2 separate regions of the Mus musculus genome follow, and region 2 is linked to region 1. The links are chromatin loops, found by intact Hi-C in ENCODE. Cell type or tissue: gastrocnemius. All regions are shown on one strand.

Region 1 (2,500 bases):
ATGGGGGCTGAGTTATAAACTAATGAGGGTAGCACACAAGGCACCTATGGGAACAGGGCAGCGTGAGAAAGGGGTCTTTTCAGGTGACCAGGAAAGATAAGCAGAGGCGAAGACTTGGGTGATGAAAGGCTGGTTAGAGAGACACTTGTTGAATAGTTTAACTACAGTTTGTCGTCGGTTTCCTAAACAATATGCACACACTGGCATTTCCAAAGGAGCCTTTGACAGGCTGTACCACCCTCCCAGCTGCCTCTGATTCAACAAAAAGCAGATCCACAGGTGGTTACCTTTCCTCCAGCTGGAGGATCGGTAGAAGGTACTTAAATACTCTGTTGGTAACTGATTAAAGAACCCAAGATCAAAACCCGGTTAGAAGAAATGGCCCACACTACACAGGGTGCTGTCAATTGTTTCTTTTAGTGTGGTTTTTAGTTCCACATCACATGTGTAAAAGTGTGTATCTTGCTTTGAATTGGCTCCCCACTCCCACTCCCCTGCCCCGCCCCCCCCCCCCAGGGATTCTTTTTGATGTATGGTACTTAGGAAGTAAAGACTATTGAGCTAAAGATGAAGCTTTTGTTTTCTAGTTGGCAAGTTCGCTTGTGAAAGCTAAGGCAAGGTGTTCTCTTAGGGAAAGGAGTGAAGGGGTGGGGTAAAAAAAAACAAACAAACAAAAAAAAACAAACCACCCGATCCGATGGTAACACACAAAGTCAAGATACTGTACACTGATTGCTGTTAGGGTGACTCTCACTTCTGTTGGAACTGGTTGTTTTTCCTCCTTACTTCAGTGGACTTACAGGCGATCCTAGCAAAAATAGCTAGGATCTGCTTACTCTAGAAACCTTTCTGTGCGAAAGACACAACACCAACCAGGAGTCCCATGGAGCTTTGGTGAGTCAAACTTTTTACGATCTAGCTGGCTAGTGGGACTAAAATCCCTGCTTAAATTAGGGGAATAATAGTGAGATTTCAAACCCTCAGAATTAATGGAAGGGTCGATTCGGTTCAGAGGTCCGGTCCTGGTGGTCTGGGGGAGGGAAGCTTTACCGGATCTCAGGACTTCCAAACTCAAGACACCCCGCTGAGGGCGCTCCTGCCCCTATCTAGCCGGCCAGTCCAGGCTGTAGATAGTCTCCCAAGCCCTGAGCAGAACACAACTAAGTTTTGTCTTACACCTGAGGAGTGTTAGGAAACAGTCGCTCCAACCAACTGGTTTAGCCCAGAAAATGTAAGTACATTCTGGTTTACTTTCTTTTCGTTCACACTGGAAATGGAACCGATCTCAGTCTGGTTCAGAGGGGGCTTGGGTCGGTGACTCGGCTTTTCCTAAGACTACAGATAACTTTGGAAACTGACCAGAAACAAGTACTTTTTCCGAGCCCTTATCCTACCCCAGCGGTGGAACCCGCATACCGCGGATCTCACTAACTTCAAGTTAAGGTGTGAGACAGACCCACGCAGAAGGATTCCCACGATCCGCAGAAACGCAAGCGTGGACGTCCGGGACGCGCCGCGGGCCGGGGCGTGGGCGGTCGCAGAGCACCTCCCGCAGGTCCAGGGAGCAGCTCCGGGGCCAGGTCACCTGACTCCCGGAATTTGGGGCCGCGCGGAGTGGGAGTGGCTAGCAACTCCCTCCTGGAGCCCACGGGATCCAGGTCGGGGGCCGGCGCCCGGCGGCCACGTGGTGGTGCTGCCGTTGCCCCCGCCCTGCCGGCGGAGCCCCGGAGCTGAGCGCCCACTGACCCCGCGTCGGGAGGAGGAGGAGAAGGAGGAGGAGGAGGAGGAGGAGGAGGAGGAGGGACCCAGCGCAGGAAGCCGAGCAGGAAGCGAGCCCGGCAGCCGCACTTTCCTGGGGAAGCGGCGGGCGGGACGGCCAGCGGGGCCAGGAGCTGAGGCCGCCGCTTGGATGGGGTGAGTGGCGGCGGCGAGGCTGGGGTGCGGGCTCTGGACTCGGTCCCCGCCTTTGTGTCTGGGGCTGCGCAGAGCTCCGGGCGCCGAGAGGAGCGGGCGGGAGTTTTGGTCTGGACAGAGCTTTGGCCGCTCACTGACCACGGAAGACAGTTGGAAGGGGGGGTGGGGTGGAGGAACGGGAGGATAGTGGGGATCTGGCAGAAAGAGAGAGAGGTGCGACCTAGTTTGGAAAGGGGGTTCGCCTCCTCTGGCGGTCTGGTGCGGGACAGTGGCGCGGGGTGTCTGCGGAGGGAGCGCGGGTGGGAATGAATGACCGGACCCGAGAGGACGCTGTGGCTGCGCCCCCGGGGCAGCCCGTCCCACTTTCGTGCCCTGCCCCGGGTCCGGTGCCCCAGTCCTTGCTCCCTGGCTCGACCCACCTCTTGACTGAACTTGGAAAAGCCGGAGACGGGAGGTGGGAGCGAGAGACGCCCGGTGGCTCTGGAGACCCACAGTCCGCTATTGTTCCTTTACGGACTCAAGGGAGCTGGTGAGCTGTCTGGAGGGCGCAGGCGAGACCACCCTGGGCCTGCCACTACCCCTTACC
Region 2 (2,500 bases), 210 kb after region 1:
ATTCTTTTTCTGAAAGGTAGACATAATGAACTGTAATGTTTAAACGAGTCATATATATGGCCATATTAGTGTTTTCTATTAAGAATAAGGTAAGGAATATTCCCACTTTACACTTGGGCAACACATGAACCTGAGTAAACCATTTGTCCTTTTTGAGTAAGTGACTGCTCGGCGCGCAGCTAAAGGAGACATCCACACATGCTCCCTTTTTCCCAGGGCTTAGGAACCATTGTAGAAGAGGGAGCAGAAAGACTGTAAGGGGCAGGGATGGTTGGATGACTACAGGGCAACCGTGTCCTCTGTCTACAGCAGCTGTACATATGAATTAGGACAGCATGCATGATCTGTACAAATTAAAGACATACATGTAAAATTACGTAGCCATTAGCAGGACTCTAATGCTTTAAAAAATGGAGAATGCAAAGTTAGCCAGGTGGGTAAGACGAGAGGTGGATTAGGAGGAGAAGGGGTAAGAGATAAGATGGCCAAAACATCATGTATACTCCAAGAGTTAATAAAATGTATCTCTAACTTTCCAAAAGGAAGAATGCAAGATAAATGGAGTGAATATGTTTTCTCAGTAGCCTCAAGGTGACCAGTGCCGTGAAACGAGGAGAAACTAGGGGACATTTGTGGAAGCCAATGCAGACGCCAGGCAGTCTGTTTCTTTACATGCTTGAACTTAAGCTGATGAGATTTCAGGTTCCTACTCTTTCACTATGTAAAGAACCTGGCTTTGAAGGGTTTCCATCCGCATATAGAGAGGCCTCTTCAGCAGGCTGTACTCCAGAACCCATTTTACATGTGGAGACACTGAAAACTGAGTTTCTAGCATTAATTTGTCCAGGAAGAGGCAAGGCTGCTGGGATTTTACTGTAAGTCTCTAATTGCTCTCTTTCTGCTAAGACAATGAGATATAGACCTAGCTAGAGCCCATATAAGGGGAAAAGAAGAGTCTTTTGAAGTCCTCTGCTGTAGTAGATATTGCGTCAATAAACGTTTTTCTTTCTGTGAAACAAGCCCGTATCTCATTTCCCAAGAACTGCTGAGCAAAGCCATGGGGCAGTTGCCAAAGCCCAGATGGCCAAAAGCAGGGCAGGAGTTGCTCTCTCGGCTTCAGCATCGCACTGGAACAATCAGTCCCAGATGTCCTGGGACCCCGCTCGTGTCCCAGTGTGCTCTCGTGTGCTTTGTGACACCTCCTTCCGGGAACTCAGTGAAATCCACACTGGACTGCCATAGCCAGCAGCCTGAAGTCGTGTCCTATGGAGGCTCTGCAAAGAAGTCAGAGCAGAACGGGCTGCTTGGGGCAGGAGTTAATTCCAGAGCAAAACAACAGTTGCAAGGGCACCGCTTAAGATCTCAGTGGTTAGAAAAGACAGAGAGAACTTCTGATTTGTAAATAAACTTGGAAGTTGTTAAGTTTCTACCTGAGTCACAGATGCACTTCAGGTTAATCGTTCGTAGGTCAAGCTCCTAAAGAACAAGAAATACTCAATGTGTCCAAGAGACGTTCCTTTTGGAGAAAATATACACAGAACCAGTTTGAAACTACTCTGTAGTATGTTTTAATAGAATTATAAATAAAAAACGATAGGGAATACGTTGTGAAGCCAAAACTGTGAGTGTAAACGGCATGCAGGAAGGGTAGGGTATCTTCAAACATAGATAGATGACTGAAACCACAGATAGAAAAGAAGCCAGAGTGGGTGTTCCTCGGTAAGCACTGTTGTGAAGAAACTGCTGTCGTGAGTTGTTACACTTTAAGGTTCATAGATAATAGCAAGCTGTGGATAAACTTGAGGTGAAATATTTGGGCCATACCATGGGGTTTTCATAAACTATACTACGTGTTCAGACTTATACAGAAGGCAGCTATGGAAGAACTTCGAACAGGATATGATAACAGTTATCAGCTTTCAGACATGAACTTCAATAGCAATGGATGTGAAAGACAAGTAGGGAGAAGTAAGGAGCACACTGGCAGGCAGATCCAATAGCCTAAGAGAAGGATGCTGAGACCCCTAAGTACCTAAGCTATAAGAAAGGAATGTATTGACGATATATTGAGAAACATTCTGCCATCTGAGTTGAAACCAATTAGATGTGAAGTATGTCAGTGGCAAGACTCAAGTTGGCTTTGAAGTCCCCGGCCTGAAAACGAGATAAATATGTAATGGGCAGTGCTGGCAGAGGAGACCATCCTGGAGGAGAGATACATAAGACTTAGGGAGATAATGATTTCCACGTTGCCTGTGCTGTGTTTGAGGTACTCCCTGTACACCCATTTGGCAATATCTAGTAAGCTGTTGGCTGTTTGGAGCAAGGACTCAGGAGAAATATTCCTTCCGAAGCCCATGAGAAGGATAAAACAATCTACAGAATGTGTGTATATGAAACAATGAGACTTGGAAAGAGTTTTGGAGATAATTCATGCTTATTTGGGAGAGATTATAGCCTGATTTAGTAGCTGAGTACTGGGGTACAAATGTAGTGAGAA

What was found. Hi-C counts contacts between places; a loop is a spot of excess contacts. Peaks named below come from ENCODE experiments on the same cell type or tissue, not always from the same donor. Only the 100,000 strongest peaks of a DNase experiment are listed, where the experiment ranks them.
Region 2: it touches region 1 in a loop (9-fold over the local background); 12 of 42 quality-filtered maps call a loop at or near these places.

What each region holds. Positions count from the first base shown.
Region 1 is chr15:10,713,937-10,716,436 of GRCm38, reverse strand. Rai14 (retinoic acid induced 14) reads left to right here and starts at 1,806. Exons shown (of 18, transcript NM_001166408.1): 1 at 1,806-1,914. It overlaps 4930556M19Rik (RIKEN cDNA 4930556M19 gene), which reads right to left and starts at 1,601. Exons shown (of 7, transcript NR_045063.1): 1 at 1,457-1,601. In gastrocnemius, a CTCF peak has its summit at 1,116; DNase peaks (open chromatin) are centred at 1,097, 1,723 and 2,353; H3K4me3 peaks cover 1,829 bases; H3K27ac peaks cover 1,878 bases.
Region 2 is chr15:10,504,918-10,507,417 of GRCm38, reverse strand. The region is part of intron 11 of Ttc23l (tetratricopeptide repeat domain 23-like); the gene reads left to right. Among named protein-coding and RNA genes, the nearest start is that of Rad1, 20 kb to the right of the region's middle. In gastrocnemius, no CTCF peak of the experiment used is centred here; a DNase peak (open chromatin) is centred at 1,090; H3K4me3 peaks cover 447 bases.